7 separate regions of the Homo sapiens genome follow, and regions 2, 3, 4, 5, 6 and 7 are each linked to region 1. A link is a loop called in an ENCODE intact Hi-C map of the cell type or tissue named here. Cell type or tissue: endothelial cell of umbilical vein. All regions are shown on one strand. Links, peaks and the distances in the headings refer to the core of each region. The heading gives the core; the rest is flanking DNA. Region 1 overlaps DNM3 (dynamin 3). Region 2 overlaps DNM3 (dynamin 3). Region 3 overlaps DNM3 (dynamin 3). Region 4 overlaps DNM3 (dynamin 3). Region 5 holds the start of DNM3OS (DNM3 opposite strand/antisense RNA). Region 6 overlaps DNM3 (dynamin 3). Region 7 overlaps DNM3 (dynamin 3).

The links. A loop is a pair of places that touch in the nucleus more often than their neighbours do. Peaks named below come from ENCODE experiments on the same cell type or tissue, not always from the same donor. Only the 100,000 strongest peaks of a DNase experiment are listed, where the experiment ranks them.
Region 2: a loop joins it to region 1, with 13 times the contacts of the local background. A loop is called at or near these places in 5 of 110 quality-filtered maps.
Region 3: it touches region 1 in a loop (9-fold over the local background); 11 of 110 quality-filtered maps call a loop at or near these places.
Region 4: a loop joins it to region 1, with 8 times the contacts of the local background. A loop is called at or near these places in 6 of 110 quality-filtered maps.
Region 5: a loop joins it to region 1, with 6 times the contacts of the local background. A loop is called at or near these places in 5 of 110 quality-filtered maps.
Region 6: a loop joins it to region 1, with 5 times the contacts of the local background. A loop is called at or near these places in 3 of 110 quality-filtered maps.
Region 7: a loop joins it to region 1, with 5 times the contacts of the local background. A loop is called at or near these places in 4 of 110 quality-filtered maps.

The regions. Positions count from the first base shown.
Region 1 is chr1:172,252,845-172,257,324 of GRCh38, reverse strand. It overlaps DNM3 (dynamin 3), which reads right to left. Exons shown (of 21, transcript NM_015569.5): 15 at 3,643-3,752. Among named protein-coding and RNA genes, the nearest start is that of DNM3OS, 110 kb to the right of the region's middle. In endothelial cell of umbilical vein, for the core only: no CTCF peak of the experiment used is centred there; a DNase peak (open chromatin) is centred at 2,234; H3K27ac peaks cover 1,885 bases.
Region 2 is chr1:172,356,449-172,360,928 of GRCh38, reverse strand. The region is part of intron 17 of DNM3 (dynamin 3); the gene reads right to left. Among named protein-coding and RNA genes, the nearest start is that of C1orf105, 62 kb to the left of the region's middle. RefSeq lists enhancers at 1-555, 2,036-2,115. In endothelial cell of umbilical vein, for the core only: no CTCF peak of the experiment used is centred there; DNase peaks (open chromatin) are centred at 1,198, 1,728, 1,968, 2,278 and 2 weaker places; H3K27ac peaks cover 3,505 bases.
Region 3 is chr1:172,397,390-172,401,869 of GRCh38, reverse strand. The region is part of intron 20 of DNM3 (dynamin 3); the gene reads right to left. LOC102724528 (a long non-coding RNA gene) reads left to right here. Exons shown (of 3, transcript XR_001738294.3): 2 at 1,954-2,051. Among named protein-coding and RNA genes, the nearest start is that of C1orf105, 21 kb to the left of the region's middle. In endothelial cell of umbilical vein, for the core only: a CTCF peak has its summit at 2,174 (motif pointing right); a DNase peak (open chromatin) is centred at 2,319; H3K27ac peaks cover 617 bases.
Region 4 is chr1:172,319,891-172,324,370 of GRCh38, reverse strand. It overlaps DNM3 (dynamin 3), which reads right to left. Exons shown (of 21, transcript NM_015569.5): 17 at 1,031-1,042. Among named protein-coding and RNA genes, the nearest start is that of C1orf105, 99 kb to the left of the region's middle. In endothelial cell of umbilical vein, for the core only: no CTCF peak of the experiment used is centred there; DNase peaks (open chromatin) are centred at 1,900, 2,830 and 3,440; H3K4me3 peaks cover 180 bases; H3K27ac peaks cover 3,385 bases.
Region 5 is chr1:172,141,199-172,145,678 of GRCh38, reverse strand. All of the region lies in intron 14 of DNM3 (dynamin 3), which reads right to left. It overlaps DNM3OS (DNM3 opposite strand/antisense RNA), which reads left to right and starts at 844. Exons shown (of 4, transcript NR_103486.1): 1 at 844-1,025; 2 at 1,242-1,314; 3 at 3,466-3,543. MIR199A2 (microRNA 199a-2) reads left to right here and starts at 1,035; the gene lies at 1,035-1,144. In endothelial cell of umbilical vein, for the core only: no CTCF peak of the experiment used is centred there; DNase peaks (open chromatin) are centred at 938, 1,848, 2,108, 3,878 and 2 weaker places; H3K4me3 peaks cover 2,556 bases; H3K27ac peaks cover 4,000 bases.
Region 6 is chr1:172,179,102-172,183,581 of GRCh38, reverse strand. All of the region lies in intron 14 of DNM3 (dynamin 3), which reads right to left. Among named protein-coding and RNA genes, the nearest start is that of DNM3OS, 37 kb to the right of the region's middle. RefSeq lists an enhancer at 2,387-2,436. In endothelial cell of umbilical vein, for the core only: no CTCF peak of the experiment used is centred there; DNase peaks (open chromatin) are centred at 1,891 and 2,491; H3K27ac peaks cover 1,323 bases.
Region 7 is chr1:172,000,241-172,004,720 of GRCh38, reverse strand. All of the region lies in intron 4 of DNM3 (dynamin 3), which reads right to left. Among named protein-coding and RNA genes, the nearest start is that of MIR3120, 140 kb to the left of the region's middle. In endothelial cell of umbilical vein, for the core only: a CTCF peak has its summit at 1,796 (motif pointing left); a DNase peak (open chromatin) is centred at 1,780.

The DNA.
Region 1 (4,480 bases), core at 224-4,223:
TTTTTATTTGTCTCCCCGCCTGTTCCCCTTTCTAGATAGTATCTAAAATGTTTAATTGTCTTTGTCTATTTGATTCACAGGTGTATTTTAAGCATAGAACAGTATCTGGCACATAACAGCTGCCTAATATATACTTGCTGAATGTTGGAATTATTTGAGATGAAGAAAAGATAATGACTATAGACATTGCAAAATACAATTAACAAGCATAATCCAATCAGCTCTCATGGAACCTACACTTCCAAGCTAGTAAATGTACATTCTTCTCACGTATATGTGAAATATTTATTAACATCATGTACTAGACCATATTATTTGGTCACAATACAATTAAGTTAGAAATCAATGATACAAAACAATAAGATTCCCTGCATTCTAAAATGTAAAACACACTTTTAAATAGCTCAAAAAAAAAAAAACATGATGAAGAATAGGAAACAGAACTGAATGGTAATAAAATTGTTAAATTTCAAAAATTGTAGTAAGCAGCTAAACACTACCTGGCGAGAAATCTATAGATTTATATGCAGATATATAAGAAAAGGAAAGGATAAAAATTAATGAGCTACACATCTAAATTAAGAAGTTTGAAAAGACCTAAAATGTAAACACAAGAAAATACAAGGAAGGAAATAATTAAGAGAACAGAAATTATTGGAATAGAAAAAATATACACAATAGATGTTCAAAAGTGCCACAAACTGGTTCTCTGAAAAGACACAAAACTCTAGCAAGAGTGATCATAAAAAAAGATAAGGATTAATATTAGAAATAAAAATCAGTCAAATTTCAGATACAACAGAGACTTAGAAAAATAAAATATTAAGAAATAGTTGGTGCAATATATTTAAAGCAAAACAGAATGGACAATGTTCTAGAAAAAATACAATTATTCAAATGGATCCATGGAACAAACAGAAAACCTAAATAAATCTGAAATCATTAAATATATTCAATCACTAGTTAAAAGCCTACTTACCAAAAATACTTCCTAGGGCCAGATGATTTTACAGGTTACTTCCACCAAACAGTCAGCTAATAGTTAATCCCTACCTTTTATGAAGGGTTCCAAAGAACAATAAGGACTTATTCTCACCTCAATTTATGAAGCTAACAGAACCTTGATATTAAAACCAGGCAGAAATAATATAAAAAGGAAATTTATGGGCCAATCTAACTCATTTTAGCATTTGCTAAAATACTAGCAAACTTAAACCAAGAACTCATAATAAAGAATAGCACATTGTGACCTAACTAAATTTAATCCCAGGAGACAAAGGATGGTTTAACATCAGAAGGTCTATTAGTATATTTCACCACATGAACAGATTAAAGAAGAAGAATCATACAATCTTCCAGGTGGAGAGGTTGATAAAATTCAACTCCTAAGCATGATTTAAAAATGAAAACAGAAACCTTAGTAACTAGAAACACAAGAAATCTTCACCTGATATCAGACATCTATCAAAAGGTATTTCACTATACAATTTTTAAAATCATCCTTAAATTAGCCTTAAAATGAGAAATAAGACAAGGATTCCAGCTTGTGGTCAACATTGCACTGGAGGTCCTTGCCAGCACAAAAATGATTTAAAGGAATCAGCATTTCAAAGGAGAAGACAATGGCCAATGTGGGTACATCTATATACTCACTGAGGTCACTGAGAAGTGGCAGCAGAATTCAATACCTTTTTAGAACTCCAAGATCCCAAAATATCTAGATTTTTCAAAGTCCACAGTTTCCTTATTTCGGTGACTTTTGCTGTCTTTAAAATCCACAGTTGTATTTTATGAAAAATGATAGTCTACCATAGCCTTGTTTTTACCTTACACCCAGCTTTTTTATAACCTGAACTTTTCAGGTTGACCATGGATTCAATTTTGTTTGACTTCCTGTTTGGCAGTCACCTGTTCCACTCTGCATCTAGGCAAGAAGGCTGAGCACACCTCTGATGATTGCTTTAGAATCTCCTGAGTCTCTGCTGCTCTGATGAAGGCATGTAAACTAGTACTGAGCTTGGCTGCAGTGTGGCAGACTCACTACTATTCTCTCTAGAAAACCTTTTTATTCTTTATTATTTTCAGTGTGTTTTCATAAGCTGCTCTCAAATAATACTGTCTTCAAAAATCCCATTTGAATATTTGGTAGGGGAGTTAGTTGTACTTAATTTTCTTTCCTGTCGATTCTTTAAATGGCTTGCTTTGTGGTTTTACTAAGTATTTTTGTATTATGAGTCACTCTGAGCAACTGACTGGGAATGTAGGAAGACGTCTTCTTTTGCTATTTTAATTTACTGTGTGATTGACCCTGGGCCAGTCATTGAACCTAATCAAGTAACTTCATTCATTGCTAAATAAAGATAAAAGGCAGCCTCAAAAAATGGGTTAAAATTAGATTCTGTTACCTAATGACTTACTGTGTTAATAACTGACTCACACAAATTTTAATTAGCTTTTTCCTATAACATTTTCATTTGGAAAAACTCTCCTTTATTATCCTTTCCTAGTTGTACCCCTTTTATACTTCTCTAGTCCATCCTCTCTTACCTCTCCATTTGCTTATTTAACTTTACTGCTAAGTTTCAGTGAAGATCATGGCACTCTGTGATGGTCAGCTCAAAATACAGTTTTGATACTGCACATGAACAGCAGAACAAAATAAGCACACAATGGAAAATGAGTGGAAGGAAAAGTGTACTTAGAGGAAGTCCTAATACAAGTTCCAGCTCCCCCATGCACCAGTTTTATGACCTTAAGAAAGTGAGTTAGCATCCCTGAGCCTACGCTTTCTTATTTGTAACTGTATCCTTTTGATCTCAAAGGCAATTGTTACAAAAACCAATGACAATGAATGTAGAGAGCACTTTGAAAAACTGTAAAATACTATACATTTTTATTTGCCATAACTGAATAATTCTATTCCCTGAATTTAGTCATAGTATATGAAATTTGTCCGCTCTTCAAGAAGAGCTTAAGTGATATCCATTCATGTTAGACAGATACTTTAAAAATTATCATAGAGTAGTTTGTAAGTATGTAAACAATATATTGGGACAAGAAAGACTTTAAGGTAACAAAATGTAGCTTTAAGAACAGACAGACTGGGTGCAGTGGCTCATGCCTGTAATCCCAGCACTTTGGGAGGCCAAGGCAGGAGAATCTCTTGCACCCAGGTAGTTTGAGGTCAACTGCATACAAAACAATTTTTAAAACATTATCCAGACACAGTGGCATGCACGCAGTAGTCCCAGCTACTCTAGAGGGCTGAGGTAGGAGTATTGCTTGAGCCCAGGAGTTCGAGGCTGCAGTGAATCATAATCATAGCACTGTATTCCGGTCTGGATGACAAAGTGAGATCCCGTCTCAAAAAGAAAAAAAAAATGGATGAAGAATTATTTTCATGCCAGGTGGAAAAGCAAGAAATAATTAGTTAACACTTGAAGATCTTTTTTAGTCTGAGTTTTTATATTTTGAAGCCATAACCCATGGTGGAATTTAAAAATACAAAATAAATGAAAGGAAAACTGAAGAGCAGACAAATTTCAAGGTGTGACCAAAGGAACTATTTTCAAATATGATCTCTGAATCATGTAGAACTTCAAGGAAAAAAATCTGAAGACAGGAACTGTTTCAATTTCTTACCTTTGCTCTGTATTAAAGAGTGCAAAGATGTGCTTGCTAGACATAAAGCTCTTTTCCACATCCCGAACTTTCAGGTTGTCCAAGGGAAGCATGTACTTCTTTTCTTTTTCCTATTATAAGAGAGAGAAAGAAAAGAGGGAGAGGAGAGGAGAGGAGAGGAGAGGAGAGGAGAGGAGAGGAGAGGAGAGGAGAGACAGAAAATTGACTTTAATAAAAGATCTTGAGGCATGCCAATGGCAACACATCACCTGAGTTGGCTAACACTTGATTACACTATCTTGATAATATCATCACATGCCATTTTGATACCAGCTATTAAGGAATAAAAGTTATTAGAGATAGGAGGCCCCAGTGATTCTCAACATGTGGTTGGAAAAATGGCGGGGGGAATGGTGTACAGGAAGGGCTCTGAGATGAAGAAAACACATGGTCCTCCGTCCTTTCCCCCTCATGTGGGTCCTTTTAGATGTTTTTAAATGTTAGTTTGATATTAAGACTTTAGCCATCTGTTAATATTTAACAAAAATGTTCTGGTCCTAATTCAATGAGAAATGCCAGATGGATTTCATTTCTTGTTTTATTTGCAGCCTAAGCAGTTTTGATAGCCAGTGTTGGCAGGGGAGTGGAAGCACAGGACCCCAGTATGAAATACCCCCCATAAACTATGATAAAGCATAAAAAGTACTTGCTCATTTGGGTCTAGAATAAAATATGAATTCTGAAAAAGAATTATTCCATAAAATTGTTGAGCTCTTTGGGGAAAAATTCATTAGAAGTGGACTGATATTGACTAGAACAAACTCTCTTTCAAAATAAACAATTGTTTAGGAAGAATATG
Region 2 (4,480 bases), core at 122-4,121, 100 kb before region 1:
GTCCCACCTTTTGGGACTAATGAGTTCCACAAGTTTATAACCTGCTATGTGAAGTAGATTTCCTTTCATTTGCCCTAAACTTACTGCACTCTGTTTTAAAGAGTGCCTTCCTTGTCCTAAGAAGAAAATGTAAACAGAATTATAAGATGAGGACAGATTGGCTAAAGTAAGCAGGGCAGAAAAAGAGCAAAGGTGTTACAAGCAACCGCAGACTACCTTAAATCCATAGTGTAGTTTTAAAAGGCAAACATGGCTGGAATGCATGATCCAGAGGGGAGCTGGGTGTGTTACACAACAATAGCTCCATTGTTCTTAGCACTTGTTAGACCCTTGCAGGGGCTCTGCATTTTGCCTGAGGCTCTACTGCTCAAATGAAAGGGAGAGCTTGAATATTTAGCAGATATTAAGAAAACGGATTAAAATACTGGAAGTAAAAGTAAACAAATTTGGATGTCTCAGGGTATACAAGAGAAAGTTATTCTATATAAAAATAGTAGGATACTATCTATAAAGTGAAAAATAGTTGTTTTACATTTGAATTAAAGCACAAAGAGGAGTCAAAATGCATCAGATGATGATTTAGCTTTGCTATAAGAAGGAACTTCCTGACACCTATTATTATATGTAAGACCAAGTGGAGATAGAAAACTTTGCATTTTATTTTGTTTTGAATGTTCATAATTCCAAATTGATTTGGGGTTCATCTTACCTTTGTACATCCCTCAGTGGATTATAAAGATAGCTAAATGAGTTATTTACCCAGAGGGATATGGTAATATTGAATTAGGCATCTTACAAAATAAATTTGTGATGAAAATACTAATATGTACACTTTTAAAAATTATAAGGAAACAACTAATTTTTTTAAAAAAATCAATTTTAGTGTGCTAAAGTAGACTAAATAGTAGACTAAACTATCTGTTGCATTTTTTTCCTCCAAGGTCATAGTATACAGTTGATTATAGGAAAGTCTTGTGTTTTAATGGAAAATAGGGCAAAGGTTATGTGCAACAGGAATCCAGTCATGTGGAGCTTGCAGAACGCAGGTTAGGCTCATAAAACTGCTCATTAAAATGCTGTGTTCTGAAGCAAAAGCAAATAAATGAGCTCAGGGAAAAGAGCCGCAGAAAATTGTCTAGAAATATTTCCATGAAAGACTGTGAAAATAGTCCTTCCCAGTCATAAGAAACGTGCAGATATTGCTTATACAAATAGCCCACACTTAAAAGACTTTTAAATACCTTCCCTGAAATGCTGGTTTTGACCTTCTGCCAAGAGCTACTTAAGGTTTTTTTTTTTTTATTTTTCTGAATAGACTGTATGATGAGTAAAAAATAAAAAGGCATATACACCAGAAGCTTTTAAAACAACATGAGAAGAACAGTTTGGTTATTACTCCCTACTCCAAATTGTAGTTTAAACTTAGCAAGTTCACAAGTTCTACAATGGTTTTAAATGCCAATCTCAAATTAAAGAAATTAAGACAAAAAAAATCTTCAAGATTTATAGGGCTCCCTGATTCTCTACATTTTACTATCTTACAGTAGAGAAAACATAGATTGAGGAATCTAAAAAAAAAGTAATAGTTATGGCTTGCTGGCAAAATAATGAACAGCAAGAAGATTTCTAAGAAGACAGCCCCAAAGCAATTCAGACAGACCATGCTTACACAACGGCTGGCTGGTCTATGCGGCCTCAAGCCAAAAACAACAGCCAGCAGCTCCCATCACTTAGAAAGGAAACTGCACTACTTGATGCTGATTAAATGTGTGTGTGTGTGTGTGTGTGTGTGTGTGTGTGTGTTTTGTGGGAGTTGTTCAGATGCCCATCTGATTTTCAGTATAAATTCAGTGATGCCCCAGGCCCCGTCTGAGCCACCAGAGGGGCAACCAGGTGAAATCTCACCATGCTAAGTGATTAACCAGAGTGAAGCCAGCTCACAGAAAACAGACTGCTCCAGAAAGAAGCACAAGTAATGAGTCATGTGGTCTGAAATCATACCGACTACTCTGTCTGTGGCTTTTTTTTCCTTGCACCATTTCCACAGTGTGTTAGAATCAGGAAGGGAGACCCGGAAAGGAGTCAAATATGAGCATGGAAATTTTATGTGCTTTTTATTATCTTAAGTAAAAAGAATTACCAGTGGCAACATTCCCTTTATACTTCTACAACTTATTTTATCTCAAGAAAAGCAGTCTGGAGCTGGCTTGTGAGAAGCAATGAATCAAACTGAGAGAGACTCCTTCTAAAAGCCAGGCTGGATCACAGCAGGCTTCTGGCCAACATTTACTCTGCTGTTTCAGTCAGGTTTCACTGCTGTTGTTGCTGTTTCATTCTGGTGGGGGAGGGAGCTGACTGAGAGTCTTGTAGAGATTTGGCTAAAATAAAAATAGAGCTATTTTACAAAGCTAAACCAACTCACATCCTGTGAGATAGCCTAGATGTTTGATAAACCACATCTTGGCAACAACAGCTCATCTCTGAGTTAGCTGTAAAAAGGGATTTTCCTAATTCATCCAGCTCTAAACAAAATAACCCGCTCTTCTTTCTTCCCACTGGTGTTTGACATACCTTATTCAGGAATAATTATTTCTTTTACTTTAGTAGATTTTAAAAGCTAGCATTGTTCTTTCCATAGTGGTCATTTACATTTTTACCTACGCACACACACATATACACACGCGCACATTCTTGCACAAGTTAGCAAGATTTAAAGCCTCTCATTTTTTATTCTTGAAGTCCCGAAAGGGAAACTGCTATTCATGTGCCAAAGAACACAGCCATTCATTATTATTTTTTCTTTATTTCTCTCTGTATACCCTCCCAATAGGATTAAAAGCGGTCTGGGATGTAGGGTATGAAGGCAGAAGAAGGAGAGGAGTGGGAGGTAGGAAAAGATGGCATTTTAATAGCCTCTACCACACTGATTCAGCACAGTAGGAACCTTGTGCTTCAGACTCAAACTGTTTCCTTCCTGTTCAGCATTGCACTTGGCCCACTTTTCCTGAAGCCATGCATTGATGTCTGTGGACAGAACTGGAGGTAACATATAAATGGCCTTTCTTAGAATATGGGAGGATGGAGAGGTCTAAGGAAGCTATCATTAACACTATCTTTGATTTGTAAAATAATTTTCATCTTGAAATAATTTGTCTTATTAAAAGGTTGAAAATTAATACAAAGAATTCCTGTACATCCTTCACCCAGATTCTTCGAATGTTAGTATCTTACAAAACTACACAACAATGATCAAGATAAGGAAATTGACATTGTAATACTATGACCCAGGATCTAATCCTCAATCATGTATTACATTTAGTTATGCCTCTTTAGTCTCCTTTAATTTGGAGCAATACCTCAGTCTTTTTTCATCTTTTATGACCCTAATAATTTTGTACAGTATTGACCAGTTATTTTGTACAGTGTCCTTCAATTTGATGTTTCCTCGTTATTAATTTCAGGTTGTGCATTTTTAGCAAAAACACGCCACATAAATGGTGTGTCTTTCTCAGTGCATTACATCAGGAGACATGTGATGTCGATCTGTCTCATTACTAGTGATGTTAACTTTGATCATTTGGTTAAGATGGTGTCTTCCAGGTTTCTCCACTGTAAAGTTTCTATTTTTTCTCCTTTGAAATTAATAAGTATCTTGCGGGTGATATTTGAGGCTATGTGAATATCCTGTTTCTCATCATACTTTTACCTACTCATTTTAACATCCATTGATGATTCTTAAGAGAAACTATTACTGTGATGTTTTGCAAATGGTGATTTTTAAATTTTGATCTTCTCTTCTAAATTAATTAATTATGAGGAACAGCTTTCCCTTCTCCTTCATATAATTACTCATTCAACTGTTTATTTATGTAAGTATGGATTCTTATTTTATTCTATGGATTATAATCCATTACTGTCATTATTTTATTTCTGAAATTGTCCCAGATTTAGTCATTGGGAGCCTCCTGTAATTTGCCTCTTGTATCTTTTTCACATATATCCCCATAAGGTTTTGAGCACTTCCTTACTTTCTAGCATCATGAGACATTCCAGGCTCATCTTGTACTTTCTCTGCCCCAGTCCTGGAATTTCTCCAAGGATCCTTGGCTCCATTTATTGAGAGATAGTATAAAGTAACCTTATCTTTTTCTGTGAGTCACAGTGAGTACATAACTCTCCTAGTGGTAAAAAGTCACCAGCATGTGGGTGGAGAGAAACAAAGGTCCTGTACTTCCAGTGTTGTGGGGGTACAGTTTTCATAACCATAAACTTTAATATAATAATGTCTTTCCCAGCTCAGCCTAAATTGGAAATCCTTGCTTAGGTAATGACCTGGAATCATAATAGAATGTGCAAGATCAACACAATTAAAAAAAAAATTCTGAGGAGTCTATGGCTCTTTCATTACAAATTTAAAACCCCGTCAAATTTTCAGTATGTTTAGCAAAGTGTAACTTGGATTAAAATAAGTAAATCTTAT
Region 3 (4,480 bases), core at 292-4,291, 140 kb before region 1:
TTTTGGGCATTTATTTAAAGTCAGAAAAATGCTATAACAGTCATGATTTTGTCCACATGGAAGATAATATTTTATAATTTACTGTAAGAAATACTATAGGGTGCTATTCAGCATATTTTTGGAATTTTTGGCTGTAGCAACAGAATGAGCCAATACTATCCAAGAATAGTTTACAGTAGATGCTGGAAAGAACACAGAACTTGGAGCCCACTTAAAGGATTTAAGGAATTCTCTAATATGATTCTTGCAGTGTATTAGAGCCAGCATTTCTTTCCCCTGTGAAAATGAACCCATGATTTTATAATGTATGTCATTGGGAAAATATGAATCAATTCATGGAATTTGAAATCAGAACATAGGGAGAAAAATAGTTCACAATTTTTTGATGATACAAACAGGTAATATCCTGTATAAATTAGCCTGTGACATAAATGGTAATATAATCTGCTTTGTCACACTTTCTTTACATTGTCCTACATATCTGACTTGGATTTCACCCATAGGCATGGTGCCTAATATACCCACTTCTGTGGTTGTGGCAAAAAAGCAGCTTAAAGGATGATTTACCCACATTAACTCTCCTCAGTTTATGATCTGTAAAAAGAATTTTACAACATTCACTCAGGCAAGCTTTTCAATAGAATAGAACAAGAAAGTGTGTTTAAGTTGGTTTTTAAAATAAGTATCGGGCTAGTTTCAAAATAAATTTTGATTGAGGCTTGCAAGTCAATTCATTTTATATTCCTTCATCCCCTCAGTAAGCCCTACTTATGTACTAGGTACTGTGTTAAGAGGTAGAGATACAGAAATAAAGAGTCACTGCCCTGAAGAAGTTTCTTGTTGAGATGGAGAGAGACAAGTTAACTATGACCACAGTAGGATTATGCTAAAATTTTTGCTTCAGGAGTTTCAGAAACATCTGGAGTCCTAGCTTAGAGTTGGAAGGAGGCTAGGAGGTTGGAAGGACTTCCAGAAAGTACGGAAAGTTAAGGGGACTAGCATTCCAGGAATAGGAAAGGTATGTGCAAAGGAAAGAAAGCCAGAAAGTACTGAAGTTTGAGAAATCAAGGGTTGTCTTATTCTTTATCACAAATACCAAATGACTTGTTTTGTCCCAAGTCCTAATAAAGTCATGAAACAGGTAACATGAAGGATTTTTAGTTGTATTAAAATATGATTTCTAAAAAGCATTACTTTCCGAGATTAACTTTTAAGTATTTTGGCCTTTGTACTATATCATTGAGATTATAAACTTGGGGGAGGAAAGAGCTAAAAGAAACGCAGAGAAGCAGAAGGCAAGAGGGATACAGTGTGAGAAAGCATGCAGAGAAAGGAAGTGGTTTTACAGAGATTTACAAGTGATTTTTTTTCCTTTGCTCCTTCCTTTCCTCCTTTTCTCCTGTCCTGCCCCTTCCCTCCTTCCCTCCTTTCCTGCCCCTTCCCTCCTTCCCTCCTTTCTTCCTATCTCCCTTCTATCCCCCCTCCTTTCTCTCTTATTCCTAAAGAGACCTCCAGAAACTTATGTGCTGTAGAAACCTACTCCCACTGATGGTGAATGGGGTAAACCTTTTTCTGACCCTTCTCGTCACTCCCACTTCAGGCACCAGGAGAGGGAGAGGCCAACTGCCACCATTTAGGGGAAGGAGGAGGCAGAAAGGAGGTGCTGAGAACTAGCTACTGGGCGAGGCAAGTGTCCGCTTCTGAGAAGGAGGAGGAAATCAGGAGGAAGAAGGAAAAAGAAGAAAGGATAGGGAGGAAAAAGGCAACACTTCGAATCTCTGTATGACTGCACAATTCATTTCTGCTTTGGGAAGATAGAAAAGACTTTTTGTCCCTTTCTGAGAGGGAGCAAGAACCTTTCAAGCATGGGGATGTGACTTGGGGTAACTATGTAACTAGAAATACTCACAGAAAAATAACCTTTCCTTTTCCTTTTTTTTTTTTTAACAACAGCAAAAAAAAAGAGCATGAGGAATTTGAAGACTGAGAGATGAGTTGTGTAGCACCAACATTTTCTTTCTGCCTGACCTTCATACCTGATGAATTAAAAGGTCAGTTTTAAGTGCACCACATGATAGGCTTCTGTCACTTCTATTAGCCCAGGTGGTAAATATGAAGAAAAAGAATTACCATTTATTAATCGTCCCAGTTATTTTTTTTTAAATCCAGCAGGAGGAGCTCTAACATGCTTTAGAGCTCAAATTTTAAAAACAAAATTTTTTAAAGCAAACAGAGAAAAACAGAGAGGCATTGTGCTTTGCAGGCTGCCATGTCAGTGAACAAATATGTGACTAAGTCCAATTAAATGCTTCGTGAGAAGCCAAGGAAGCCAAGCAATGACACTCGTGGAGACAGAACGGCCCACATTTCCTCCCTTCCACGAGCCTCCTCTTTCTGATGCAGTTAAGATGGGACTGGTCTGCAGTATTAGCTCTTACAAAAGAGGGAGCAAAAGGATGATTTCTGGGCAAGACTAGATGTAATTCTTTTCCTCTGAACATGTCATATTGTTTCTAAATGAGTCTTTGACACTGGCTCAAGAATTTGAAACGCCTTGAAAAACAGAATTTTCATTGTTGGTTGAAGGCACTATGAAACTCCTAAAGGTTCAGTCGCTTCTACTCAGCGGCTTGTCAGACGCTTTTTTTAAATGAGAGAAATGCTGTGTTTGTAAAAATTGGTGCTAAAAGGGTAAAGAATAATATGTCCCCTGGGCCATGTAAAGAGTCTGCAGAAAGAATTAGGGCTTTCTAACATACACACATAAACTGGAACACAAAGAATTTACTCAGGAACAGTGAGGAGTATATGAATTTAACAGTTATGGGATTTTTAGGGTAAGCCTTTCCATTTTGGACAGTGTTGTAGGGGTGGAATGGATGAGTAGGCATATAAGATGATCAGAATTACTTAACATGAAGGAAATTTTCAACCAATCCGTTTTAATCTCTTGCCAACAAGAAGTCAAACTTTTGTTTTACACCTTAATGGTACACCCACATTTTAAATTTTTATACAAGCTCCTACAGAAACTTTAACTAGACCAATTCAGACCAAAAGTCACTAAATAAAGCTAGTCTAGACGGAAAATCTATGAAAACCATATGTCTTTTAGGCATCTGTCTTACAAAAACTACCATCATCCTGGAGAAATTGTTCACAAAATATGCTTTTAGGAAAACACTGCTGTACTGACCATGGAGGCTGTACGTAAGAAGATGGCTGGACTTGGAAAGAGTAAAGCCAAAATGTTTATAAATGAAAGGCTCTCATTTTCACATACATCTAACTGCCTGTAAACATTACTGAAAGGATGGGCCAAGCAGATATCATTTACCTTACCATTATTCTAGAAGAGATCAAAAAAGTTTACAGTTTTGTTCCTCCTCACTACTACAGAACATTAGACCAGGGGATCTCAAAGCAACTCTGTTCTCACCCACAGAGAACTATTTTGAATAATGTTGTACGTGGATGAGGCCAATAAACCAGAACATTTTCTTCTGATTATTACCTCATCCTGCTGGCCTGCCAAACACAGCTAGCAGGCAAGTGTTTGATATAAGTAACTAGAGGAAGACTGTTCTGTATAATTGGGCGTAGGGATCATCTGAGAAACAAGGGAAATCAGAAGGACTAGAGTGCAATGACAATGCAGTAAAGAGGAATATTCTCAAATCTTGCTTTTCCAATTCAACATTGCTTTCTGAGCTAAAGACAATGGTCAGTGCTACCTTCAGTATTCTAGGTACATAATGTTTCACCTTAAAATGCATTTTAATTTTAATAAGTGGTAAGCAATCCACAGAAAAGAAATATAAATGCAAACTTTGCAATAAAAATAACATTCTAACTGAAAACTGTGAATATCAATGGAGCCTATGAAAGTATTTATGAACTGCAAAGATAACTTGTAATCCTCTAGAATATTTTACTGAAACTTATTTTTCTGCAGGAAGGGAGACTTTGGAACAATTCAGTAGCAATAATTATTGGCATGAGTAACTCCATGCGTTTTTCAGTCACCTAGAAGATCGTGACTGAACAATATACATCAAATAGCCACATATGGCAAAAAGGTCCTAAGTTAGAAGAGGAAAATACCAGGAAAAAAAAAATGAAATCTATAAGATGTAATCAGTTATACACCAAAGTTTTAAGCAAACACCAGAAACACTATTTCAATGGGTTTATTCAAAGATATTGTGCTTTAAAATGAATTTTCAATGTAAGTATGAGTTTTCATGCATTAATTATTAAGATAGTGATGGAGTAATTTAGAGTGTTTGAAATATTAAAATGAATCAAGCAATTATATCAATATCCTTCATTAAAGATTCCCGAACTGAACTGTAGAACACTTAAGTAAGCTAATCACAGTCTACTGATGAGTCACAGGGGTTTTTCTGGTCCATTCATCTTAGTCCTAAGTGGTACTATTGTTAGAGCTAAAACTATAAGTCTGCTTTCATACAAATCA
Region 4 (4,480 bases), core at 335-4,334, 67 kb before region 1:
AGATTTCCCACATTTGTTTTACATTCTATATGTATGGCTTATGAACAGAAATTTTGACGAATTCCAGCTGGTTTGAATATGCCGGCCAACTCTTATATAACAGATTCTTTTCAATTCTTATTGTATTCAATGAGGCCCGTTTTAAGTGGGCCACCTGGTAGGGTGAAGCACTAATGTATCTCCATAGAAAAAATAAGAAAACAAATCGCCCAACTAAACGTAAGACCATCTTCTCAAACTACATTACTATTACATTTCTAATATAAGTGAGAAATAGTTCTAATCTTTTGGAAAAGTTGAATTAAAATTTAAACAAACTAGCAACCCCATGAACTATTAAATTGCTCATTGATCTATTATAACAACAACATTAAAATAATTTCCACCATTCCTGTGTGTTGCCTGGTTTCACAAAGCTATCATACACATTTTGGCCACCCCCTGCATTCCCCACACCCTTCTGCTTCCATCCAGCTGGAAGACATCAAGGGCACAGAAGCCAAGTGAAATGTTGACCCCACCCTCCTCCATCCATTTTAAGGCACCTTCAAAGCCAGAACACTGATCTAGTTCAGTTTCGTCAACAAAGCCAGCCATACTGCTATTTAAGACTCCAGTTTGGGGTTTTTGTAACTGCACATTAACATAAGAGGTTTGATTTTTAGTCAAAAACTTCAGCTGCACTGAATTCCATCCTATTGCTGTACCCCTTCTGCAGAAGGGTCCTCATTATTAAATCTTCAAAATCTTTTCTTTTAGTGTGGGAGCTCTTTCCTTATAATGTCAACCTCTCTGAACTAGCCATTAGACCCTGAAGGATAGAATGTTTCCCTTCCCAAAAGTCAAAACGGAACAGCCATTATGGTAGTGCAAATGCACATTTTCCCCCAAATTTGCACACCCCATATAATTCGTGCACTGTAACAGATGACAGTCATTCCAGCATGCACAGGAACACTCTTGTCAAGACATGCAGGAGCGGAGCAGGGGCTGGGGGGACAGAAGAGCTGCAAGAGGACAAATAACTTACTTTGTTGTTCCCCTATGCATGTAGCCGCAAGGAAAAGAAAGAGAAATATGTTAAACAGAAATTTATTTTAAAATTATGAGGGTTTTTTCTTCTACTTTCTCTGGATATTAAAAAAAATAAAATGAGGTTTTTCTTGCTAGAGTGAAATCAAAACAAATGATTTAACTATTCACTGACATCTCATACATACACATACAGCATCCAGAGCTCATGGACAAGTCAAAGAATCCACATAGGTTACATGAAATCATACATTTATAACAGCAGAAACTTAGAACAGTTGCCCCCTTTCTTTCTATTTGGAATACCTGGGGTATGGGAACGTGGCCAGAAAGAATTGGTTTGAATCAGTAATAAGTGAACTGTTAGCGTGAAAGGCAGAGCATTTTGTGTGCCGGCTTGCCCTTTCCTGACAGCTCCTCCTCCAACATGCCAAGCAGTGGAAAATTTCATCAGCCAGTGCATTTTTAAACAAACACTGCATCCTTGGTTTCAAAGAAGGTGGAAAAAAAAAAAAAGAAGGAAAAGAGAGCAGAGGAAAGGAGTGGGTGGTTCTAGGGAGACAGGGTAAGCAGACCAAGTTACGACCTCCATCTGGACCATTCCTTTATTTTGTAAATTATGAGTTTTGCCTTAGGTTGGCATGGGAAGCAAGGACTGTATAGTGGGGATGCTGCCAAAACAAACATGAGTCCACACTCAAGAAATGGGTCTGGAAAGGTTAGTCACAAAAATGTAGTCATTTCTAAAAGCGACACTCTGGGTAAAGACACAGAACCGCCAGCAGCAGGCGGCAGGGCAAATGGCTCTCCTGTTTCAACCCTGAGCTGCAAGAGTATGATTTATATCAAACAATTTAACTCACATATGGCCTAAAAAAATAAGACGGTGATTCATTACTCCCGGGGCAGCCCAAGTCCTCACAAGGTCAGATCCTGTGGGGGAGACGTGATGGGATATGGGCCGGGAACAGATCTGAACTCTTCTCACAAGGGGCCCAGAAGGAATTTCTCGCTGAGACACAGGGTGGAAGAGAGCTGTGAGTAAAGTGTGTGCATCTGTGGAGACCTAGAACAGGGCGGAGTCACAGGTCTGGCTGTAGATTTGGCATTTAGTTTTAAGTTGAGGATGTGAAGGGGGAAATAATATATACAGATATTTTCTGGAGAGCGGAAAGGTAATGATCCCAGGAGAGTGTGTTTTCTGGAAAACAATGCCAATTCGTGACTCTAGGGAAATGCCTAATCCAGGGACCATCATATTTAATAAAGAAAACATAAATTTAAAGACACTGATAAAATAGTGAAGAGAAGTTTCTTGGCATTGTGAGTTGCCGTGATATAACCGTTAACACCCTGGCTTATCTGAGACATAAATAATGGCATAAGAACGAATGAAGGGAAAAAAAGAGTCCTTTTTAAAAATGATGCCAACTGTTCAATAAGGCAATAAAGATCCCCACTGGGAATTTTACCGGGAATAAAAGTCTTATTTTAGAGAATAATGGGACCCTGGTTCTCCCAAGTAGTGCAATATTGCTGAAAATACTTCAAACAGATGGAGTTTATTGCATTCCACAGCAGTGCAGCTTTTGATCTACCAAATAAGTTTCAGGAGTTCAACCAAGTATTTTTGCACATTAGGGAATGACTGGCTTCCCCACTCGATGGCAGATGGTTCTGTTTGTAGTGGCAACAATGATGTCACAGGGTAGGAGGCCTTAATCCTTAAATACAAGAAACACACAAGCGGAGGACGTGGTGTGGCTTGGCCATTTCTTGTTTCATTCAATCATTTCCCAACTGTCTATTCTGAGAGAGGCGTAACAGTCATGAATGGTGAAATGTAAATGCTTTATAATTCCCTTCACTACTCTGTGTGGCAGCAATTTATGTTTAGATCCCTGAAAGCACTTCATTGAAGAAAAACTAAGACTCTTCAGAATTGGCCATGTAGCTCTTCTAAGTTTTGCTGAAAATGCTAAGAACAAAGTTATGTGTTGGGGGCTAAGTACCAAGCATTTTAAGTCTTGTATTATTAGACTGCTGAAAAAATGCATATGAGGGGTCATCAGCACTTTAATAAATATGTATGCAGGTCTGTGGCTATTCCTCTTCTTCTCCTACAATAACGCAGAGACTTTTTCTCCTGTTATTTGACACAGAGAAAAATTCACTTTCAGAGTTTGTCCAAGAGGAATTTCTGAAGTTTCAAAAGGACTTCATTGTAAAGTGGTTTCAATCTGCAAAGCCGACCTAAAAACATCAGTTATGACTGGGACAGTCCTGAATTCAGAAGGAATAGTGAAGTTCCAGGGTGATTCACTTCCTGCCATCATTTTTAATCTCTTAAGAAAAATACACGATAGGGGAAGACCACTTATATATACAGCTAATAAAACCTCTTTAAAAACTCTGAGGTGTCAGACTTAGTAAATATGCAAAACTGGATTTGCACCAAATTTCTTTCCAGGACATTGTTTCAGACTTCCTACCAGTAGGCGCGCATCTGAGAGCAGGCTTGTGAATTCTCAGCTCCCGACAGCCTTTCTGCTCACTCCTGACTAACCGATGGAGGCTGGCCTATCCCCCCAGAGTGCATCAGATCTCCCTTTAAATAACTCGGCTTGCTTAGCCAATAGATGGGAAATTCTCCTTCACACACCCAAATCCCACTGATAGTTTCCTAAGAGAAGGGAAGTAATACTTAATTGGGAATTACAGCTTCATGGACACAATGATTTTAAATAATAAAAATATTATTGTTCAACTCCCTCTTATGAGTAAGAACATACAGTGTTTGGTTTTCTGTTGTTGTGTTAGTTTGCTGAGAATGAAGGTTTCCAGCTTCATCCATGTCCCTGCAAACGACATGAACTCATCCTTTTTTATGGCTGCAAAGTATTCCATGGTGTATATGTGCCACATTTTCTTTTTTTTTTTTCTTTTTTTTATTATTATTATACTTTAAGATTTAGGGTACCTGTGCACAATGTTCAGGTTAGTTACATATGTATACATGTGCCATGCTGGTGTGCTGCACCCATTAACTCGTCATTTAGCATTAGCTATATCTCCTAATGCTATCCCTCCCCCATCCCCCCACCCCACAACAGTCCCCAGAGTGTGATGTTCCCCTTCCTGTGTCCATGTGTTCTCATTGTTCAATTCCCATCTATGAGTGAGAACATGTGGTGTTTCGGTTTTTGTCCTTGCGATAGTTTACTGAGAATGGTGATTTCCAATTTCATCCATGTCCCTACAAAGGACATGAACTCATCATTTTTTATGGCTGCGTAGTATTCCATGGTGTATATGTGCCACATTTTCTTAATCCAGTCTATCATTGTTGGACATTTGGCTTGGTTCCAAGTCTTTGCTATTGTGAGTAGTGCTGCAATAAACATATGTGTGCATGTGTCTTTATAGCAGCATGATTTATACTCCTTTG
Region 5 (4,480 bases), core at 343-4,342, 110 kb after region 1:
GCTTCAAACAAAAACTGTAACGTTTCTTTAGGTCAAACTATAGCACAGCATTCAGAGACCCAGCCAAAATAGCTGAGGGAAACTAGGAAGGCCACATGTGGAACTAATTACTCATGTAGAGGCCATGACAAAGAACATTTCTCCAGACTTTTCATGGGGGCTTCACTTTCAGGAAGTTGCTATAATTACTGTTCAAGTCTAGAGCAGCCTGCAAGCTGCTGACAGATTCAACAGACAGGAGAAGGAGGGAGAGAGAGAAGGAGAGAAAGAGAGAGAGAGCGGGAGGGAAGGAGGGAGGGAGGGAGAGAGAGGGAGGGAGAGGGGAAGAGGGGGAGAGAGAGAGAGAGAGAGAGACAGACAGACAGACAGACAGACAGAAACTTATCTGCCCTTTTTGACGAGTGAAATACCAGAAAATAAAGTGCCACAGGAAAGCTCAAAAAGGTTTCCAAATGAGCTCTGCCTTCCAGTGTTCAACTTTCTGTTTACTATTTCATCTACCCTCTATCTTCAAATTACTTCTCTAGCCTGGGTCAGACAGTAAATTTGTACTTCTACACTAACTCACTTTCAGTTGGCCACAGCCGAACTGTACATCTTGACTCTTTTTTTTTTACAGCTTTTCCATACTGGGGCCCACTTCCTGCCCAGTTGAGGAAAAAAATCTGGCCTGAAGATGAAATGACTGCTTAACGTTACACTAAAACATCTGGTACCATTTTATGCACAGACCCATGTCTGAGAGCAGGCGATTCTAGCGGTCTCTCCAGCGGCACAGCGCATACCCAAACCTCCCCAGGGTGACATCATCCCATATATGGACTCTCCAGCCCAGCCCTCCCCCTTTTCCTGGTCCTAAATTCATTGCCAGTTCCCCAGTCTGCAGCAAATGTGCCACGTCAAGACTGGAAATCACAGCCCTTGAGTGTGTCTCAGTCAGCGCAGCAGAATTCAGGGGGGAAAGCTGAATGCAACCCCTGGTGCAGGAAGGGAGGCTTTTCCTGAGGACCGGGAGAGGATTTTAAGTACATAGAAGGAAGCTTCTGGAGATCCTGCTCCGTCGCCCCAGTGTTCAGACTACCTGTTCAGGACAATGCCGTTGTACAGTAGTCTGCACATTGGTTAGACTGGGCAAGGGAGAGCAACGCCATGGACCGCTGGGGACAAAATGGGCTGTTTCCAAGGAGAAGACATTTGTTTGCTCCTTTTTTGAATCTCATATCCAGTGTTTTTCTTCACAGGTTTTGCACACTAGGGACCAAGAAGCCCTCGGGGACACTGCTGAGAAAAGACTGCCGAAGGGAAGACCAGCGGGTAAGGCCTTCTTGACTGCTCACCTGGTCTGTGACCAAGGGAACCTAGGTGGGGAGCCCATGATTTGTGTTAACATGCAAGGGAAACAGAGGTACATGTGTGATGGGTAGAGATGTATTTAATTTTAAAAGAGCAAAAGTGTGTGGTATATAGCGATTTACTGTTTTTTTTTTTTTTATTTCTGAAGATTGATAATTCAAGTGTTTTCTTAAAGGTTTTCCCACTTCAAAATGAAATATGAAAAAACTCATTCCAGACACTTAAGAATAGTTTAATGAGGCTACTTTTGAATTGTTTAATAATAATTCAAAGATTTAAAAACTTATATGGATGAAGGCTGTATGTATAACTTTTAACATCCCAGGACTGAAGTCATTTTTCCCCAAAGTAAAGAATACTTGCTGGTTTTTAAATGCTATATGGATAGTGCTTTTCTGAAGATTTCCTTCTGTAATATAAACAACAGGAATAATAGTACCTAACAATAAAAGAAGAACCTGCCAAGTCTTGCCTACCAGACAATGCAGATGGGATTTGCCCAGAGAAGAGCACCGACCCACAACTTATTGAGTCAGCAACTGAGTAAATCAGGGAATAAAAACCTCTATCTTTAGATACCCCTGTAAATATCTGTTTTACATTTTTTTTAAATCAAAGAGTGGTTAATAATTGCTGCTCAGCTGAGCCCTCTTGCCTATAGCTTACAATGCTTCCACTTCTCTGAGCATTTAAAATAAGGCACTTTGTCTAGAAACCCACTGATAAAAAAGGAATTTGTAAACGAAGGCAGAAGTTTTCTTTGGTCAGTTTCCAGCTGTCCTGGAGGTGAAAGAGGGTGGGAGAGGGGGAGGAAGGTGGGAGGGAAGAAAACCCTCAAGCTGAATGAAATCCTAATAGAGAAAATAATAGAGCAAGTCTGGATTGCAATGTGATCTGTGCTGAACTTTAGAGGTCGGCCCCTTAAAGAAAGTTCTGGAAAAATGTTATTGCCTCATCCCTAATTTTCTTAACCCCCATTAATTTCTATTCCGAAACAATTCTATATAATGAAAACATCTCTTCTACAGGGTTTGTGAAAAATAAACATAATCTCTTTTGTCCTCCTTTAAAGTTACAGTGGTTCCTGAACAAATTCTTTTCTAAGTTATACATTTTGCAACAATTCAAAAATTGACTCAAGTTCTCTTTAGCAAAATATTTTATTATAAAAGATTCCCTAAGTTTTCTTTTGTCAAAACAACTTACTTTAAAAATTACCCTTCTGATCACCCCAAAATGTGTATAAAGAAAACATTAAGTATTCTCATATATTCATGATTATTAGTTAAAATATAAACAGCAAGGAGAAATTTAGCTACTTTCACTTAGATGATATAGTAAAGTTATCCTTTCATTTTCTATTGTGACTTGGAGAGTTCCATATTAATTATTTTTAGTAGAACAAATGAGATGTTAAAAATCTATATAGTTTCTTTTACATAAGAAAACTAAAAAAAGTAACTTAGAGGAGCTCATTTTTTCAAGAAATATATTTTTTCTAATTGATACAATTACTGAAGAGGAAAAATAGCTAACAAGGTACTTTGGTAATGTTTTTCTCAAATTTTCTGGGTTTTTTTTTTTTTTTTACTCTAGAAATGATTACATTTCAAAATTTGCTTTCATTTAATGTATATTTAATTTCAATTTCTTTCTTCATGTTAAACGGTCTTTTTGTTTCAAAGAAATGAATCCCTATGGGTCCCTCACCTATTTTCTCCCTCAGGATGACTTTTAGTCTGGAGATAGAAGGGACATAAGGGTGCCTCTGGCATAAGTACAGGAGTAGAAATATAAGAATTACTTTGTAAAAGGATAACCAAGGAGTTCCTGCACATGCTTGATGTGGCTCTAGCGACTTATTTTCGAGGCAAAGTTTTAACAAATGAAAACGAATAGTACTTATTTTTCAATTATATGGGCTAAATTAAAGATCAAAGGTAAAAGCTCATTTTATAAAGCTCTGCTGAATGAAGGCAGGATTGTAGTTTATGCGCTGGTACACACGCCCACATTTATATACATTATAGCCATATCTATATCCAGGTAAATTAGAAAAATGTTTAATTTTATTTTCATATTACTTTATAAGGAGATATACAAATATTTTAGGGATCATGGAATCTATTCCAGAGGAAACTAACCAACAGTGAGCATCTTCAACTAAAACTACCCCTGGATGTAATAAGTGTAAGTATTAAAATTAAACATTATATGTGGTCATGAAGAGAAAATTGTTTCAGGGTCTGTCCAAACTACACTTCATAGAAATTTCATAATTATTTTTCATTTTAGCATGTGAATGATTGATAAATTGGACTAGGTACTGGGTTAAAAGGACTTTTCCACCATCTAAGAGAAAGGAAGTTCAGAGCCTTAGCTTCAACACCACAATTTCTTAACTGGAAAAGGATCAATCTAAAACGGTGGACTTAAATTTTCAAACTCATTTTTCTTTTAGGCCACAGATCTCAAAATCAAAGAAAGACTGTTTACTATAGGACAAAGTTTCACACTGATCACTTTCCTGTAGTTAGTCAATAGGCTTAATATCCTTCCTGCTTGGCATTCGGGCTTTCGGCCCAGATAATATGTTTATGTTTGTAAAAGACCAAAATATACTATCTACCCCCACCTCTCGCCTACAGACCACCCATGTATTTCACTCTGTGGGAAACAGTTTAGGCATAAAAATCCTAACGAAAGAATTCTCCCCACTTTTTTGGTTGAAGTCTTAAGCTGTTATAAGATATAAAAAGTACAACTTGGTAATGTGAAAAAATTCACTCATCCACAAGCATCCATGCTCGGTAAAGAGACGCCAAAGCTTTCACTTACTCTGTAAGGGATCTGCTCTTTATAAACAATGCACTTTACTCTGCTCTAAGGAGAATAGCCCACCCATCACAATAACGTCAAAATAATAACTAAGAGACCATCACTCAGAAATCCTGGCTTAAAATAACTAGAAGGTCAGGCTTTAACCTGAGACAGGAAATTCCTGAGTTAAGATAGAAACTTTCTTACTTCAAATCCCTTCTTACTTTCATGTTCTGTAAATTAAGTAGAAATAAATATTTACTCATTTTCAAAGGTCTCTTACAAATAATTTTTATCAGTTTTAATA
Region 6 (4,480 bases), core at 175-4,174, 74 kb after region 1:
ACCAAAATAATTGGCAATAATTTTAAGCAACTAACATGTTTTATCATCTGCCAGACCAAGCACATTCCTTACTTTAAAAACTCCACAATGTTTCAGTGTATTTGGGTTTTGAAACCCAGAATCACTGTATTTTCCTTATACTGGTACACAGATAATTCTTAGTATTTATTTGCCAAGTCTTCACTTATGACATCAAAATTTAATTTGTGTTAAAAAAACTTTGTATAATATAGAATATTTTCAACATCATGATATTATATCCATAAAGTGTGTGAAACCAATATATTGAACTTTCCCAGAAATTATTTGTGTTTGAAACCAAAACTGGCTAAATAAAATATATCTCTATTGGGTAGTATGTGGAGACGATATGGAGAATAACAGGCATGATCTAGAGATGGTGCTGTATGTGCATATCTGTATTAATACTGAAACCAGTGATCTTCTCATCCCCTTTCCCTCTCTATGGCCATCACTTCCCACTAAACTTTTGGCGTCTGGGACAGGACAGTGCCTTTCTGTACCTAGCTCCCTTTAGTTAAAAAGTTGCCTTTTTACCAGTTCTTGGTAAAGGAACTAAGAAATTTTTTTTGATAGAAACTATACTCAGTTGTCATGATTATTAAAATTGGACTTTAAATAATTACCTGCACAATTGGAATGATACTACATTATCAATACTTACTCTCAAAATAAAGTGCTGATACTATTCTCATATTGAAGTCACCAATTGCAGGAAAACTGACGATTGGGGTCCTTAAGCCTTCCTGCAATGGTATAAAAGATTGGGTATTCAACTTTTTCTACTTTTGTTTTCTCTCTTTGAATAAAAACAGAAACACAATCTTAGGACTCTGTGCCTAATGAGGCCCAGAATTTGAATTTTCAGGCAGTCTCTGAGGACAATGCAGATAGAGGGAGGGGCATGCAGAGCAGAAGGCCTCTCTATGCTCCACTTTAGTGAGTACCTCTGAGCAGGTTCATTGCAATTCATTTCATCTTTATTTTTGTCCTTAAACAGAGTAGGAGAAAAGCAAGTCTGTGGAGAACATTTTATTGAAATGAGTTGGATTTATTGCTGGACTTGGTTATCTTGTTTTTGAGGAAATATTTGCATTTGAGGGAAAAAGTGTGTTTTATTACTTCATCTCTAGTACCATTTAAGGTATGTAATGATGGTTAGACATCAACCTGCAAAATATTTCTTCAGAGCACCCTGTCCTCTAGCTTCTCATATCCCAGTGATGCCAGATCCTAAATTAATTTCATGCACACAAACTCAACATTATTATCTCCATTTTTATGCTTTATCTAGTGAGTTAAGCATCTTAGAGAAATCGTTTTTTTGTTTGTTTGTTTCCCCTAACTGATCTTGGACAGACTGTTAAAAAAAAAAAAACTATAAAATGTTGTCACATTTTTTTCCTCTTGACCAGACTTCACGTCCCAGCTTGATGACCTTCACACTACAATAATGTTGCCTATTTCTAATAGTAAAAAGTTCCAGTTCGTTATAACCAAAAACTCAAAGAAATCGACTATCAGTCTTGAAACCCCTTACATATTATCTTTAAATAGAGTTCATAAAGTTGTGGCAACACCCACCAAAAACAGACATGAGGCAGATTGATTCATCAGCACCTAATGAGTTAATTAAGAAACAAAAATACAAGAACACACAGAATTATGGCCAGCCTGGCCTTGCTTATTCAGTTTTAGTCAGAGACCACAACTTCTTTCAAATAACCCCAGTTTATTTTCAAAAAAAAAAAAAAAAACCCTGTCTTCAGACAGGATATGGGGGAGGAGTTAAGTGGTGATGTTTTACACATGCACATCTGGATACAGTCCAATTATTTCCCTTAAACATTCCCCCAGTTGTTTTCATTTTGCTCCATGCTTTGGCATTCATAAATTTGTGAGATTAATTGTGTGTCAGCAGTCTGCAGGCCTGGAGCTGGGCACCAGTTTAGTAGCAATACGGCTACAAAACAACTCTGTAGAGAAATACGTTCACATATTTAAAAAGGAAAGCATAGTCACATAGTTCGTTTCTGTTTAATATCAGGCATTGACGTTATGCATAAAGAAGGTAGTGTAATCTTTCAGGGAATTGCCCTAATAGCAAGATATATATAGATATATATCTCCACGCCTACCAGAAATATGTGTGTGTGTGTGTGTGTGTGTGTGTGTGTGTGTGTGTAAACTCAAGTGTTTTAAAGCATAAGAAAGGATTCATCAAGAGGAAAAATGAAGAGTTCAGGGCTGGACATATTTGTGTTCCTTGTTTTCATCTGATTATTTTGAAGGGCGTGTCAACAGATTGCATTTCTTGTCTTGGAAATGTACTAACAATTAAAATCACCTTTGCCAAAAAGAACCAACTTATCTTAGAGATGGTGGAGAAGCATCTTTATTTTAAAAGATGTTTTGCAAAGCCTCTTATGCTTTCAAAATTACTATATGAAAAGTGAAACTAGAAGCTTTCTGCCCTGATGTGTAGGCCTCACAGTCCAGATTATGAGCTCAGCTAAGGAAGAGCTGTGTTCCCCAGAGCCCAGCGGAGTGGCGGCACTTGGTAAGTGCTCCGTACTTGCCAGTTGACAACAAAAGAACTATCATTTAAATGTTGGTAAACAGATATTTATTCTTGTTTAATGTTATTTTGCCTTATATCCATGAGTAGGAAATAAACTATTAGATATTGTGACATTTTTCACAAGTAAATGCCACATGCCAAAGTAAGGTAATAGGTAGGGCAAATTTTCATACATATACATAACAGAGGAGAGTGTTCCAGATTAAAGTTCTGAGATTTGCAACATCAGTATTGGGAGGAAACTGGCAGCTTCTCCTCTAACCCTCTACAGAAACACAAAACAGCTATTGGAAACATGTAGAGCATTCCTCTGGAAAATAATTAGGCTTCAAATAAATCATATGCTATTCCTGCAATAAAAGAAGGAAACTTTTTATGATCTTCTGTTTTCCCTCAAGTATGCTATATGTTGAGAAGTTTTACCTAAATCACACTGTATTCTAGCAGTAAGCTCTTAATTATATAAGAAATAAAATGCATTGCAGATATTACAATGAATCCACTTGTCCTTAGACTATTTATCTATCAGAATATTTTCTAGGCCAATATATTTGAAGGCTACTGAGAAAATCACACACTGTTCTTTGGCTTTAGTTTCCTTGTGAGTAAAATGAGGTGCATAATCTCAGCCCTATCTACGATACAGGGTAAAAGTCAGGATCTAACGAGTGAAATTGGTAAACCATAAAGAACAAACAAGTGTTGGTTAGCATGCAGTAAACATACAAACTCTCCTACTCATGGTTCTGTATTGAAAAACCGAAATACATAGTATCTTATTCTTTACATAAATTAATTTACTGATCTTGAGACCTAACTGAATCATGATAGTATATCCACATAGACTAGATTTGTTCCTACAGGGCAAACTGCCATGCATTCATGCTAAACTATACAAGAGCAGCCAGGTAACAGAAGGCAATGCTGCTTCAAAAACACTGCAAATTTGACTCAGAACTCAGAGACACGGTATGATATTTGTAACATATTTACAGATACAATTAGGCTTTACTGAAGCTAATTGATTTTCACCACCTGAGCTTATTATCTACTAATGGTAGGGTTCTAGTCGTCTAATCCCTGCTATGTACGCCATGGGCGAAAATCTAATTAACCTCTCAGAGCCTTAGTTTTTTAATACATAAAAAAGTAATAACACCTGCTCTGATGAAGCTATTGTGAAGATTAAAATGTGAGATATGAAGAAGTGCTTTTACAGAGTAGTCACCCAGTACTTATTGGTTATATCTAAAAATTATTGAATCTGTATTCCCAAAACTATGCTGGAAAATAAGTCCAGAATTAAATAAGGCCACAAATAATCCAAGCAGAAATGATCCGGCATAGCATCATTAAAATATACACACATATTTATAAATATTGCCTGTATACATTTTTCTTAGAAAGTCCATGTAAGTTATACAGAAGCTGAAATAAACCATAGCAAAAAAAACTTCTCCCCTCTTCTCAATGACATCTTGAATTTAGCAGTTCTTATTTTATTTTAGTAGAATAATACTTCTATTAAATCACTTTAATGATAATTATAATTAATACTTATATAATCCTTTAACTTTTCAAAGCACGTTCATACCAATTATTTTCTTTTGGTTTCCAAACAACATTATGAAAATATAATCTTGAATTTAATACCAGTTAAATACTAGTGGGAGTAACAAACTTTGTCAAAACTAAGATGCAATAACACTACTCAGAAAAGCTTTGCAACACAACCAGTGGCCAAATTCCACTTCATTACATGTAGATCACAGTCCACAAATGACAATCAGTCACCACTAATAATAAACAAAAAATTTTTGGATTCTAGTCCAGGCAGGAGAATGCTTTTCATGAATGCAAAATTAGAGGTGACATTCT
Region 7 (4,480 bases), core at 165-4,164, 250 kb after region 1:
GCCCAGGGTTAGAGGAAAAGAGTAGAGATTAAAGAATTTTTCTTACTCCTTGGTGCTTCTCCAAACCCAAATCTTCCACCTTCACATTAAAACATTGCTTTGGAACCTGACATCGTCTGGGTAAAGCAGCTTCTATTCCCCCTTGTTGCTGTCTTCTACCAAATGTCTACAACACCCATTTTCAACACAAACACACACACACATTTTTTGAAGGTTTTAGCATCATCATGTTAGTCCTCACTCCCCTTAGTTCCGCCATTATCCAAGCAGCAGCAATGTGCATGAGGACGATGTATCCAGTCCGCTGGCTATTGAGTTCCTTGCCTGCTTCTATTCAATAATTTTTCAACTGCAGGCCATTTTAGCAATTTCCTCCCATGACCACATCCTGGACATTTATAACCTGGACTTGTTCCAGCTGTAAATCATAAACTCTAATATACATCTCTTTAACCACAAACTCCTATTCTCCCATTTTTCTTTCTTCTCTTTATAGGAACACATTGCTATTCTTCAATCTTGTCCAGAAGCCCATCCCTGAAACCATTTCATCTTCCTCAAAACATACAGATTCTTTTTTATTTCACTTTCTTCCAAGTATTTCACAGTCTGTCTTTCCAATTATTATTTTGCCAATATCCTCAACTCTTTTGCCCACTTTTATCTTCCATTCAACCCTCCCTGCAAAATCCTGATCTAAAAGCAACCCAAGTATTTGCCTCTTCAACCTCCCAGCTGCTGAGTGGTTTTGGGAATTACACAACCACTAAGCTTGGTGCAGATGCACTATGGCCTCAATAGAGTCCCCCAGTGCTGCCCACTTTCTCCTTCCATATTTCTCCACAGCAGCTGGTCAAAATACATTTCTCCCCAAATGTCTTACACAACCCCCTTCTCTCTTATCATCCTTACCTCACCCCCACCCCAGTTCTTCCTCAGCTGATAGCCTTGCTCCCCACTTACAGTGAAAAAATCTATGTCAATAGGCAATAAATTATTCAAATACCTCTCCAGATATCTACATATAGGCCTCATGTACACTTCCTTACTTCACTCTTATCTCAATGGAAAAAAATAGTTTTTCTTGTATTCAAGGTACCTGGCAGCCACTCAAGAAATGTTGGAGAGCAAGAAGGGGAGGGGGAAGAAATAGAGGAAAAAGAGGAAGGGGAGGGGGCAGGAGAGGAGGGAGGGGAAGATCCTAAAACTCAGCAATGAAAAATGGAGTTCTTACAGAACTTTAGAAGAATTTCGCTTTTTTTCATTGTCATATTTTATTTACACTGCCAACAAAATAACTGTATGAATCTAGTTTAATTATATATTCTGGGGATGGCTTGTAGAATATGTTTTTATAACAACTTTTAAAAGAGCTATTACATTAATGGAAATGTTAGAAACTCATGGTCACATCAGAATCCAGGAGTAAGATGTAATTGCATAGGAAACTATTAATTGTGTTTTAATGTCTTTGAAATAAGAAAGACATAAGAGCACAATTATTCTGTAACACTAAAGTCATCATTATTAAACACTTTTACCTTGAATAGCAATGCAACATCCATATATTAATATAAAGAGAATTTCTGAAAAAAATGAAGATTCATGTTACTAATTGGCAATTAAATTCAGAAAAAGAGAGAATATATTTATTATCTTCTTACTTTTTTAAGTCTTTTTCATGAACAGTGTTTCTTTTCTACATTAAATTTCTACATTCAAACTCCACAAAGAGCATCAGGGAAATTTTTAACTTCTTCAAGCAGCGTCTTTACAGTGACCCCCAGTGGCAAAAAAGGAATGAACGCATTAGAAATCCACGTTGAGGCCTTTTACATTGATGATAATAACAAGCTCTATTTTAACAGCACATTCACTTTATCATTGTGCCTTCACATTTTTCTTTTGTTCTTACTTTTTAAAAATCCAAATTTTACACTCACACATTCACATTCAAGTCCTAAAAATATTCTTCCTTTTTTTCACAGTAAATTTTATAATCATATCATTTTCCCAATTAAATCAGCATATCAAAGAATATATACTTTCATAAAAAGCTTTTTTAAGCCTATAAAGCTAATGTGTTTGTTGTCATATTTTCAAATCTAAATAAGACTCAATTTACTTTTTTAAAGCTTAAAATGAAAGTGTTCCTCTATACTTGGGCAAGCCCATTTCTCAACATGCAGATAAATGATCTACTCTTTGCAAACAAGCTGAATTATAACATGACTTAGCGTTTGTCTTGTTCAAGCCCAATGCATAGTAAATTCTCAATTTAAAAGAACAATGAATTGGATAGAACTTGTAAAACAAATTTTTCAAAGACTCCAAACCCTTCAGGTTTAGTCTTTGTTTCTATTTTATAATTGAGTTTATGGGTCTCAACCATATTATAAAAAGCTCAAAAACATATTCCTGAAGAAGTCAAAACATGGCTTCTATAAGCTACATATGAAGTCATTTTTTAATCTGATTTTTTCATACATATTAACTGATTCAATAAATATCAAGTAGCATTTGGGCGCTCAATGCAATTAATTAGCATCTATTACATTTGTTAAATTGGTCAAATAAGCAAAGAATTTTAAGGTAAAATGGAAATCTAATTGGGGTGAAGAACAGGTGCAGAGACAGATATAGTACCTGGAAAATAGGTTTCCTCCATGAATTGTTTTTATTTTTGCAGTTTATAAACATATTCTTTATATTCTGAGTGTTGACAATGCCTGGATGTTTGAAGCTTCTGCTCAACTAAGCAGCACCTCCACCATCTCTATGACCAGACAGCAGATTGGATATCTGCTAAATGTTGCCAAAGGTCAATGAATATCAGTTTACATCACCCATGGATTTTTAACATTTTCCAGATTTAAGAGGGAGATATCAAAAAGCAAACGCTGAAGGAGGTATGTAGGGACACACCCCCATAAGATGAATTTAAAAGTCTGCCACCAGCTGAGTAGTTAATTCTGGCCCAATTCACGAATTTCATCTCAAGAGAAGATGGTGCCCTCTTTCCCAGCCAGAGGTCTCACATTCCTCTTGGGATGGTTTTATACTCTAGGAAGACCTCTGGTCATGCTAGATTTAGAAATGAAATTCATTTGCTGTGAAATAAATCACCGTGAAAGGGATTTCCAGACACATTTGCCTCCCTAGCGAGGCCTTTGAACAGCCCTCTATTGTAGATGACAAACTGGATGGGTAATGCTAAAATACTGCTGTGCTCAGAAGATAAAAGGCACAGTTATAGTCTTCATGGGTAATGAACTCATGATCAAGTAATCAATCAACACCACCACTAACTCCTCTGCTTTCCATACAGGAAATGTGAATGTCTCTCAAGGGTGAACGGTTCAGCCAGGGTATAGCAATATCTATAAAACAAGCAGATGTCAGTGACACTGCTAGGCACCTTGAGCAGCAGTGTAAACATAATGTCTTTATTATACAATCATTAGAACTTACCAGGATAGGCAGATATTCAGCCATCATAAATAAACTCAATACGATCAAAAGCTATCTCCCCACTAATCAATTTATCAACTAACTTCATCTGTCTCCATGTCCTCTTCCTTTCCTATGATTAAAATGGAAAAATAATCCAATTCTCTTCAATCTATGGCCAGGACTCTCACAGGTGCCCTGTATCCCATCCTCATTCTCCTAAATCAAGGACATTTCTCACTCATTTTTCCTGCCTTTATCCCATTCTCCTGCATTTATCTCATCTCTATCCTCCATCACCAATTTAATTTCTCTTCTACATCATTTCCATCAAAACACAAACAAGTTATAATATCTCCCATCTTTCAGAAACATTCTTTTCATCTTACACTACTATTGTTAGTGTTTCATTTTTCTGTTTCCCTCTACAGTGGGCCTTGAAGAGCTGTCTATAATTCCTGTCTTCACTTCCTCACAGCCAAGTTTTCCTTGAACCCTCTCTAAGGAGACTTTCCTACCAAACCCTTCTTATCAAGGTCACCAGTGACCTTCAAGTGCCAGATCCAATGGTCAGTTCTCCACCCTTATCTCCATTGGGTGAAACATAAAAGTCTAGTTTTGATACAAAGATTGGAGGTGAGGATGATTTGGACCGAGTTCAAGGTTGTTTTCTTTCTGTTTACTACTGAATCTTCCAGCAGTGGATGGAAAGGAATCAGGAGCTAAGAATACAAGTGACTGAATGGATGCAGCTTCTCAGCATCTTCCTGGCTCCTCAGAGAGCAGCATTTTAAGTTTGAAGTCCAATACAGCCTGTGAGAACTGGGGAAAACTGACAAGCCAGAGGGACAAAGAAATATGGGTGCTCTGTCTTTGACGTCTTTAGGTTGGGAGCAATCTAGCTGTTACTGGGCTTCCTCACATTCCTAAGCAGTAGGCCTGGTTGACCTGCCACATCACCCTCCTCTATCTCTCAGCCACATTTGGCATGGCCAATTACATTGCCCTTCTTGAAGCCATTTTTCTCTTG